2 separate regions of the Homo sapiens genome follow, and region 2 is linked to region 1. A link is an interaction called in ENCODE POLR2A ChIA-PET data of the cell type or tissue named here. Cell type or tissue: K562. All regions are shown on one strand. Links, peaks and the distances in the headings refer to the core of each region. The heading gives the core; the rest is flanking DNA.

Region 1 (6,500 bases), core at 4,001-6,500:
ACACCCCGAGCCATGTCTCTGTCATGTTGCACCAAGTGCTGCTCCATGATGCCACCACTGCTGCCTGGACTTGGCTCGGAGCGCTTCCGCTGCAGTATGGAATTCTTCTTGCCTAGAAGTTGTACCGGGAGGGAGAAGTTAAGGATAGGGAAGGAATCCAAGATGGATGTTGGATATCAAAGAGTATGAGAGTATCAGGATGGGGTGGGGTTGAGGGTAGGGGATGGGAGTCAGTAGTATGGCAATGGGGCTATGGGGGTTGAGATGGGGGTTGGAGGAAGAGGGTATGTATCAGAGACAGCGAGGGTCAGGGGACTGGTACTCAGGGGAAGGAGGACTCAGGACATGGGGGCTTGGGATGCTATCTCTCCTGGGAAGGACATGCTGAGGGATAGGGACAGTGGGCCACAGTGTTGAAAGTCCTGTTAGGGAGCATTTGTTGGGACTGAATGGATTGGGATATGACCCTGGAGCCCTAAAGCCTGGGCTCCTTGCTTTGGAGGTGGGGTGAGAGCACAGTCTGGACCCAGAGCAGATGGGGTGGACAGGTCTCACCGATGCGGAGCAGCCGATCCATGGCCACAGTCTCAAAGGCCCGGCGCATCATGGGGAACTCCTCAAGCACAGCATTGAAATGGTCCACGCTGAGTGAGTAAAGGCGGCAGTAGGTGTCAGCCCGAACACTGGCTGTGCGCCGGCCCCTAGTTAGCAGGCAGATCTCTGCAGAAATTGGGAGGAAGCTTCAGAACCCCGTCCTTGTCCCCAGAACTCCTCTTGCTGAGCCTGCAGCAGTGGACCCAACTTTCTAAGGCTCCTCCCTAGACTTGGGAGAAACCATTGATTACCTATTACCTCCGTGCCCCAGGAACCCTAAACACCCCAAGCATTGTCTTTCTCCAGACCCCCACAATTACTGGGTTACTGCTCCCTGTCCTTCCTACTCTCTCCATATGAAGGCTGATGACCAGGCAGGTCTTGCTGGCCCTAAATTCCCAGTGATTCCACTCCACTTTAACTCCCACCCCTCCCCGACTGCTCAATCCCAAGAGGTAGACCTGGGCAACTCAGTGTACCCACCCCTCCCACCCCCTTGAATAAACACTGAGGGCAGCCCTGAAGGAGAAAAGCAGTATCAAAGAGCAAAGTGCAACATGATGGGAGTAGTGGGTGGTTTGGGGACTGAGAGATTATATAAGCCTCAGGTCACTTTGGGCAGTGGAAGGCTGAACTGCCCCTACTGCCACAGGCTGGGTCCCTGAAACACGCCACCAGGCAGCTCCAAAAAGCTTATGCTCCAGGACAGCTCTGCTTCACTCCTGCCTTTCCCTCATCTCATAGGATCCTTGGATTTCACTGTCTAAGGGTTCTAAAAGGCCCTCTGGCCCAGTAGTTTGCAACCTGGCTGTGCATTAGAATCTCCTGAGAAGCTTTAAAAACTACAGAGCTCAGGCCTGGCACGGTGATTCACGCCTGTAATCCCAGCACTTTGGGAGGCTGAGGCGGGCGGATCACGAGGTCAGGAGATCGAGACCATCCTGGCTAACACAGTGAAACCCCGTCTCTACTAAAAATACAAAAAATTAGCCAGGCGTGGTGGCGGGTGCCTGTGGTCCCAGCTACTCGGGAGTGTGAGGCAGGAGAATGGCGTGAACCCAGGAGGCAGAGCTTTCAGTGAGCCGAGATTGCGCCACTGCACTCCAGCCTGGGCAACAGAGCGAGACTCCACCTCAAAAAACAAACAAACAAACAAACAAACAAAAACTATAGAGCTCCAGACCCCAGCCCAGAGATTCTCACTGAGTAGGCCTGGGGAGGGGCTGGAGCTCTGTGATTCTGCAGCGTACTGAGGCAGGGACCCAGAGCCTGGGAGCAGTTGCCCTCTCCACTGTCTGCTCGTGACCCTGCCACCCTCCCTGAGGCCTGCTGACCCCCAAAGTAGGATCCATCGGTGAGGCGTGTGTCCCGGGCGCCGCGGGCCAGCACACTGAGCAGCCCATGCTGGATGAAGTACATCTTCCTCCCCACGGAGCCCTCACGCACCACGAGATCCCCCGGCTGGAAGACCTCAAAGCGCAGCTTGGTGAGAACTGCAGTGACGAAGCTGGGGTCGGCATGGGCAAACAGCGGCATGTGGGCCACCAGGCCCCGACAGGTGAAGTTAATGATCTCCTGGACAGGGGAGGGGCCTGTCAGGCAGGCTGTGCCCCTGACCTGAGATGATCCCACCGAGCTCATCCGCTTCCAGAAACCCCACCCCTGGGGTCATGTTCTGCCAAAGGATGGGGAGGCATCAGTGGGCCTGGGACCATCCCTAAGCTCCTGCCTTCAGATCTTTCCCATGAGCCCTTGCAGGACCATCCCCCAAAAACAGAGATCCCTATAGTCCCTCCTCATGTATCCTTCACCCTCAAAGGGCCTTCAAGAAAGACCCTAGCCCCTGAAAGCCCAAATACCTGGCCTCCCACGGGGCCCTCTGCAGGCCTCATTCCCTATAGGAGCACCTGCTGACCAATAGCCCCTACCACCAGACAGCACTCCAGGTCCCTGAAGAGCCCCCCTTCCAGGCCCAACCCAGCCCCACCTCGCGAAGCGGCTCGCTCAGCTCGCCCAGGATGCTTTCCTCATCGAACATCTTGCCCTGGTAGCGGTGCTCATAGTACTCGTGGATGCGCTGCCGCGTGTCTGCTGGCAGCTTGTGGAAGGACATGTACTGCTCCACCTGCTTGTACTGGAGGGCCAGCCCATTGCCAGGGGCAAGAGGACAGAGGGAGAGATTTGGGGCCGGCACAGTGGGGTGTGTGTGCGGAAGGTCAGAGACACAGGTCAAACTCAAAGGGGTGAAACGTGGAACCAGACATGGATACACAGGGCCACAGAGGAATACGGATAATGATGGATACCGGGAAGACACAGAGCACAGTCATAGGAAAACCCAGGCGTGGACAGCAGAGGGGCCAAGCACAGGCATAGGTTCAAACAAGGAAAAGGTACATGCAGGGGCAGGGAACAAATGGACACAGGGCAGGAAAGGAAACAGAGACGCAACAGGGGCACACATCAGAATGGGCCTCAAGTCAGGCTACCCAGTCTCCAACACCCCTCCATGCCACACCTCCCTCTCCTGTCCCTGCTGACCTTCTCCTGGTACTGACGCCGGGAAGAGTCCAGGGACTGGATGAGTGCCGTGGCATGGCCGATGAACATGGCGTAGCATGTGGCACCTACGATCATGCTGAGCATGGTGAGCCAGACGTCGGGCATGCCTACAGGTGCCTGCTGCCCATAGCCAATGCACAGCATGTGGCTCATGGCCTTGAACAGGGCATGGGAATACTGGCGGCCCCACGAGTGGTTCTGAGGGGCAGAGTATATTGCAGAGCTGGGCATGGGCCCCTCGGAGCCTCATTCTCTGCCTGCCCCTTTTCCTTCTTTGGTCTTTCTGTCTGCCCCTTCTACTGCAGGCCTTCCTCCTGGCAGGCACTTAAGTTTGGTTCTGGGGGGCCCTGAGGCAAAAGGGTCCTCTATTGCAACTTGGGGGCCTCAGCTTCCGGGTAGGTACCCTTCCTTTGCCTGCTCCCTCCAACACACGAGCACTTCTTCTGGGTCTCCTTCCCCTTTCCTCCCTCCTCCCCACCTCCTCGCTCCTATTTTCTGTTGTGATCATCTCCCACCTCCTGCTCCCTGTGGCCATCCCTGCTACTCAGGCAGAAGAGCCCTAAGAAGGCCCAGGAAAGGCAGAGCTGTGGGGACTTCTCACCACCATGTGGTTGATGGAGACCCAGCAGTCGGGAGGGAAGTCCTGCAGCATGGGCACCAGGAACTGCAGACAGCCATCCCAGTGACATAGCAGCAGCATCATCCCAATGAGGTTGAAGATGCGAACCACAGCACTGGCCAGGTCATAGGTCATGTGAAAGATCTGAGGAGTCCGAGGAGGAGCTGCTGTGGACAGGAACCCCTCCCTGCTTGTCCTCCTCCATTCCCAGCCTGGCAAATTCTCTTCTGAACTACTCCCTAGCCCCAGCCCCCATGAATTAAAAAATACAACTATTATTCATTTGTGTGGAGTTTTGTGGCACACATGTATAGCTAATGCAAAGCAGTTTCTTATTTCTCTCATCTTATAGATAGGAAAGCTGAGGTCAGTCATGTGCCCAGAACCACATAGTAAGTGTCACAGCAGAGAATCAAACAAATCTATTGCACAAGCTGCCCAGGTGTAGCCTAGAAAAGAGAGAGGGCATTTCACAGTGTAATGTCTCCAGGGCATATGTGTAAGAATTAATCCAGCAGCCCTCTCCTTTCCAGTCATAATAATATATAATGGGTGGGGGGAGGGGGGAGGGATAGCATTGGGAGATATACCTAATGCTAGGTGACGAGTTAGTGGGTGCAGCGCACCAGCATAGCACATGTATACATATGTAACTAACCTGCACAATGTGCACATGTACCCTAAAACTTAAAGTATAATAAAAATAATAATAATAATAATATATAATAGTGGCTTCACTGAGAACTTAGTATGTGCTAGACACCTTTCTAAGTGATTTGCATGTATTAATTCCTTTAATCCTAACAGTCTTATCACAGGTAAGTGTATTTAACACTCTCATTTTATAGAACAGAAAACCAAGTCTCCTATAGTAAACAATAAAACTGGGATCTGACCAAAGACAATGAGACTGCAGAGCCCACAGTCTGAACCACTAAACTCTGCTGCTCTGAAGCTGAAGCTCCAGCTTCTTCCACACCTCATCCTCCGCCCAGCATCCAGCTAACTCTAAAGTGTGTCCGGCAGCTGTGCTCCACCCTCCTGTGCCACCATCTTCACCCCAGGCCCCATCCCCCGAACCCTCATTCTGTTCCTGCTTCTCCCCCACCAGTTTTGGAGAGAGCTCACGCACGGAAGCCCCACCCATCTTCCCCACACTATAAGGTCACCAGGAGCCCCACCCATAGCATCTTCCTAGAGAAGTCCACCAGCCGCCCCGCCCCCTTCTCCCCCAACATCCCCCACCCACTGCCCCGCCCGCCATCTCCCCACCCCACCTCCTCCCACTGGTGTATGTAGCGGATGAGGCGGGAGAGGCGGAGCAGCCTCAGCAGGCTTAGGATCTTGGTGAAGCGAACGATGCGTAGGGCCCGTGCCGTTTTGTAGACCTCAGCGTCCAACCGTGGCTCCAGCTCCACCACTAGGAAGATGTAATCCACAGGGATAGAAGAGATGAGGTCAACCAGGAACCAGGTGCGCAGGTAGCGCGTGCGGATGGCCCGCGGTGCCAGCAGGATCTCAGCACCCTCCTCCACCACGATGCCCGTTCGGAAGTTGAGCACCAGATCCAGTAGGAAGAAAGTATCAGACAATACGTTGAAGACGATCCAAGGCGGGGAGTTCTCCTCCTTGAAGAAGGTGATGCCCACAGGCAGGACGATGAGGTTCCCCACCATCAGCAGCAGCATGATCAGGTCCCAGTAAAACCTAAGGTGGGAGTGAGATGAGGAGTAAGACCATGAGGATATTTCACCAGCCACTAGACTGACAGAAGATAGGCTGACATGGCCAAGAATGGGCAAAGATACACAATAACAGAATGACTGTTTACAGCTGTTGGGAGTATAAGTTGGGACCACCATTTGGGAAAATAGTTCAGCATTATCTAGTGAAGTTAAACATTTGCATTCCCTGCAACTCAGCAATCCCATTCCTACGTATAGACACATCCAAGGAAAATATGCGCTCCAGGAGATACACATAGGAATGTTTATAGCAGCATTAAATTTGAGAACAACACACATGTCCTTGTGTAGAAAAATGTAGACAGATAAGTAGATAAATACACTATTTATGGGCTGGCATACCATACAGCTGTGAAATTACCCAACTACAGCTACATTCAGCCCTATGGATGAATTTCACAAATGCAATGCTGAGCAAAAGAAGCAAGAAACAGCCTGGGCAACATAGTGAGACCTCATCTCAACAACAAATAAAAAAAATTAGCCAGGCCAGGTGGTGCACACCTAAAGTCCCAGCTACTCAGGAGGCTGAGGTGTACTCCAGCCTGACTGACAGAGCGAGACCCTGTCTCAAAAGAAAAGCTATGGCTCACGCCTGTAATCCCAGCGCTTTGGGAGGCCAAAGTGGGATCACTTGAGTCCAGGAGTTCAAGACCAGCCTGGGCAACATAGTAAGATCCTATCTCTACAAAAGTTAAAAATTAGGCCAGGCCTGGTGACTCATGCCTGTAATCCCAGCACTTTGGGAGGCTGAGACTGGCGGATCACCTGAGGTCAGGAGTTTGAGACCAATCTGGCCAACATGGCAAAACCTCGTCTCTACAAAAAATACAAAAATTAGCTGGGCATGGTGGCGAGAGCCTGTAACCCCAGCTACTCAGGAGGCTGAGGCAGGAGAATGGCATGAACCCGGAAGGCAGAGGTTGCAGTGAGCCGAGATCGCACCACTGCTCTCCAACCTGGGTGACAACAGTGAGACT
Region 2 (4,795 bases), core at 2,296-4,795, 1.8 Mb after region 1:
CTTTCCTTGCTGGGGGATATAACCATAGACCACCACAAGATAATGCATGGAGTGGCACCCTGTTCCGGGGGAAGCCAGTGATCCCACCCTACCCAGGGGCCTCTGGAGACCCCCATGGACAATAAAGCATCTACTCCCACAAGATACTTCCTCCTTTTCCTTGGCCGTGTGTATCTTAGACAGAACAGGAAGTTGTTGGTTAACTGCTTTGTAGATGCTCCACTAGGTACAGAAATGCTCCCCAGCAAATGTCTGCTTCCAGAGTGCTCCCCACAGTGTCCTGAATCCTGATTTGGTCACTCTTCTTTTTTGGTTGTTGGGCTTTGAGATTCACCTGTGCTCACACACCTGGGAGGACGCATCCTACCTACCTAGCTTGGTGAGCCTAGATCAGGGTGTAAACTGGAACCCTTGCCTGGGGCCTTGCCAGAGGCCAGATAGGCACTTGCTCTCTGCACCACTCTCATGAGTAGAAAGGAGCAGCAGTGAGCACTAGACCCCTGTCCTCTGGCCTGACCCCTGCAGCTCTGGCCTTGCTCCTGTGTCTGCTTGTTGGGATCAGTGTGAGTGGATATTGTTGTCTTTCTAAGAAATGTGGTTTGCTGAATGCCAGCATCCAGCTGGGCACTGGGGATGCAAAGGCAAGACAGTCAGTTTTGGGCCAGTGGGGGAATCCTTCCAAAACACATGAAACTGGCTACAAGTCCAGCTGATTCAGGTCCATGCTTTTGGGGTGGTCGTTGTTGGATAAGGAGCATCAGATGAAGGGCAGGGAGGAGACAGTGATGCTTATCTCTGAGCCTTGTACTCTGCCAGACAATGAAGATGCAGAAATAAAAATGATGCAATGGCTGTTCCTCCCCACAAGATGCCCATCTTCTTGTGGCCTCTCCACTGGGTGTTGCTAATTCTTCCCAGTTTTAAGCCCTTCAAACCCTTTGGGCCAGGCAGTAGGATCAGCATTCATTTTAATCACCAGGGCCATGTTCAGACCATTTCCCCAATTTCCCTATTATTCCTTACACCTCTGTAAATTCCTCCATCTTTGAGCCTCATGTCATAGGATTATCCTCCTTCTTTTTTTTTTTTTTGGAGTCTCCCTCTGTCACCCAGGCTGGAGTGCAGTGGCTCAACCTTAGCTCGCTGCAACCTCCATCTCCCTGGTTCAAGCGATTCTCATGCTTCAGCCTCCCAAGTAGTTGGGATTACAGGTGTGAGCCACCACGTCCAGCTAAGTTTTGTATTTTGAGTAGAGGCGGGGTTTCATCATGTTGGCCAGGCTGGTCTTGAACTCCTGGCCTCAAGTGATCTGCCACCTTGACCTCCCAAAGTGCTGGGATTACAGGCATGAGCCACTGCGCCCAGCCTATCCTCCTTTTTTTTTTTTTTTTTTTGAGACAGTGTCTTGCTCTGTGTCCCAGGATAGAATGCAGTGGTGCCATCATAGATCATTGCAGCCTCAACTTCCTGAGCTCAAGAGATCCTCTTGGCTCAGCCTTCCTAATAGCTAGGACTAGAGGTGCAGGACACTACATCTGGCTATTTTTAAAATTTTTCATTTTTATAGAGATGGGTCTTGCTAGATTGCCCAGGCTGGTCTCAAACTCCTGGCTTTAAGCAATCCTGCCTCAGCCTCCCAAAGTGCTGGGATTACAGACGAGAACCACCATGCCTGGCCCCCTCCATTAAAAAATTTTTTTAAGTAGATGAGGTCTTTCTCTGTCACCCAGACTGGAATGCAGTGGTGTGATCACAGCTCACTGTGGACTCGATCCTCTGGCCTCATCCTTCCAAGTAACTGGGACCACAGGGCGCGCGACCTTGCCTGGCTTATCCTCCTTTCTTATCGGATTCTTGCATTCTCCTCACTCGTGATATTGCCCCACCACCAGATAATACTTGGCTGACATCACCCTTTCTATTTTACCAGGAGAACTTATTTGGGGTAAGTTCACAGTAAGATTTCCTAGAAGTAGAGACTAAGATGGGGATTCCCCTGCAAGTGATATGGTTTATCAGGGAGTGCTGTCAGGGGAAACCTGGGAGGACATGGGGGTGACAGCATGGACGGGGAAAAAGCTCATTGGAGACAGGAGCTCAGCTTCAGTCTAGCTTTGTTCTCATCCCACAGGGAGCTCTGCAGCCTGAATGGAGTTACCCCACCTGGAGGCAAAGAGGCCCACCTTGTGTATTCCTGCACCATTTGTCACTGGCTATAGGCCACCCCCAGGGAGAGGCAGAGCCTTTTAGGCATTTCCGGGCTGGGAGCTCCATTGGATCAGGGGCTGCTCTTAGGAGAAGGGTGCAGTCGTGCCCTATTAGTGGCCAACATTAACAGAAGCTGGAGACGGGCACACGGATCAGGTAACAGGGATGAGGGTGGGCATCACAGTATCTACTGCAGTCCACACCTTATGCCCACTCAGATCTATTTGCTTCTCACATCAGGTTCATTCCATCCAGCGATTGCTTCTCCAGTTCTAGCTGGTTTTGATTTCTGGGTAATTTTACAAAAGAAGGGTTGGGGGCTACTACAGGCTGTCCTGCTGCGGTTGTTTTAGAGGTCACAACTGATGCACATCCTCTCCCCCCTCTATGATTTATTATAGATTTCCCTCCTGGTGGCTGGCACCTCTGCTGGTCTAGGTGGCTTACCTGGTGGGGCGGCGCAGACTCTCATCACTGAGGGCTGCATGCTGCTGGTTCCTATGCCCTTATCAGACCTCGGTTGCTGTACTTACCCATTTACTGTTAAAACTATATGTAGGGATAATAATTGATACCCCAGGGGATCACCCGAGTCCCAGAAGTATGCTCCCTACCCCATTATGTAGGAGCAGTCCCACATGGTGATCAGAATCAATTACCCTTCCTGTGAAGTTACACCTTTTTGGGGGCAACTGGGGTCCTGGCACGAGGAGCCTAACTGATCAAGCAGAGGAATTGGCCATAGGCACCTTAGATGAAGGTGAAGAAATCGCTGTTATATGCATTTGCTGTGATATTACAAGGTCTCTCTGTGGGGACCAGGCTTCTCTTTCTAATGATGGGTTCGGGGTCTGAGAACTGGCTCAGGTGTGGAGACCTGACAAAGGATAATACTTTTCTATCTGGTGACTGATCTAAGCCTTCTGCTTTCATTCTTGGTTTCTTTTTATTGATCATATTAAGCTGTACCCTGTTGGCTGTTTTAGAGTTGGAGGGAGCACAGTCCACAAGACAGCCCTCACTGCTGACACCAATTACAAGCTCAGGGGTCTCTAGCAGTACCCTGTGTTTTGATAATTTTCCAGAAGAACTTGCAGCACTCACTGAAAGTGGTTATACTCATAGTTGTGGTTGATTATAGGGAGAAGATACAGACTATAATATGTAAGAAAGAGACACATGGGGCAGAGTCCAGGAAAGCTCCAAGCAGGAGCATCCGGTCATCCTCTCCCTGTGCAGTCATGGGCAGTGCTGCTCCTGGCAACAGCTTGTGGCTTTGCCAACCAGGGAACCTTATCTGAGCTTTGGTGACCAGAGTTTTTATGAGGACCGTTTGGTGCACTGCCTGTGTGACTGACCTCAGTCTCCAGCCCTCCAGAAGTTGAGCTGATAAGACATGACTCAAAGCCTCCACCATCAATCACATTGTTAGGCTTTCTGGAGTGGTTCTAATTTCCAGGAAAACAAGGACACGCTTCTTGGGGATGATATTTCCAGGGCTTAGACATGACCTCCAGAATCCCAGGGCAGAGGCCAGGCCTCTGTGTGGGCAAGGCTGAATTCCTTCTGACACAGATGCCTGTATATCTTGTTCCTATCAGCACCATGCTCTTTAGCCAACTCCGTAGATCCCTGCGGGACACACTCCCCTGCGGCCAGCCTAATCTTGCTGCCTGGTATGTTGTGAGGCCACCTTGCTTCTAATGGTTAAGTTCTGTCACCTGCCTCTACTGCTGTAGGATCCAGTCACTCTCATTTAAGCCAGGGTACTTAGTTCAGTATCAGCATCTCCAATGGCCAACCCCTGCCTTCAAAGGACGCAGGAGGAACCAGGAGAGTATGTCTCAGAAGGGATCCTGGAGGGTGCTGAATCAAGGAGAGTGCATTATAATGGTGGTGGGGGAGTGTGTTGCTGATATGGGAGCACTCCTTCATGACACAGGATTTCATACGATTTTATGGATGAAGAAAGAGAGGCCTGAGGTGTGCCCGCTGCTGGCCACATGGTTTGTTAGGAGCAAGTTGCCTGATTCTCATTTCGATGCACCTGTCACCCCCTTGTTGGACTTTCTCTTGCTAGTTTTAATTTGCTGCCCCACCTGACCTGGCTCCAATTAACCCCATCGGCCCTAAGTCTCTCAAAACTGCCATCTCCGGAAGCCATTATCATCAGCAAACTAACACAGGAACAGAAACCCAAGCACTGCACGTTCTCACTTATAAGTGGAAGCTGAACAATGAGAACACATGGACACAGGGAGGGGAACAACACACACTGGGACCTGTCACTTTGGCGGGGGGAGGAAGAGCATCAGGATACATAGTTAATGCAAGTGGGGCTTAATACCTAGGTGATGGGTTGATAGGTGCAGCAAACCACCATGGTACATGTTTACCTATGTAACTAACAAACCTGCACATCCTATGCAAGTATCCCGGAACTTAAAAAAAACCATAAAATTAAATTAAAAAAGAAAAGAAAATCACTATTGTTTACAAAAAAAAACCCAACAAAAACAAAACTGCCATCTCCTTATATTTATATATTACCATTGTCCCCATTATCTCTTGTGAACCTCAGGAGAAT

Evidence for each region. Peaks named below come from ENCODE experiments on the same cell type or tissue, not always from the same donor. Only the 100,000 strongest peaks of a DNase experiment are listed, where the experiment ranks them.
Region 2: POLR2A ChIA-PET joins it to region 1 with 6 read pairs; 1 of 35 experiments calls an interaction of 5 or more read pairs at or near these places.

What each region holds. Positions count from the first base shown.
Region 1 is chr1:155,281,393-155,287,892 of GRCh38, reverse strand. It overlaps HCN3 (hyperpolarization activated cyclic nucleotide gated potassium channel 3), which reads right to left. Exons shown (of 8, transcript NM_020897.3): 2 at 5,053-5,482; 3 at 3,758-3,919; 4 at 3,136-3,354; 5 at 2,582-2,728; 6 at 1,929-2,169; 7 at 556-720; 8 at 1-112. Among named protein-coding and RNA genes, the nearest start is that of HCN3, 7.2 kb to the right of the region's middle. RefSeq lists an enhancer at 2,741-3,241. In K562, for the core only: no CTCF peak of the experiment used is centred there; a DNase peak (open chromatin) is centred at 5,012.
Region 2 is chr1:153,432,344-153,437,138 of GRCh38, reverse strand. No RefSeq gene overlaps it. Among named protein-coding and RNA genes, the nearest start is that of S100A7A, 18 kb to the right of the region's middle. RefSeq lists a cis regulatory region at 1,727-2,256. In K562, for the core only: no CTCF peak of the experiment used is centred there; a DNase peak (open chromatin) is centred at 3,698.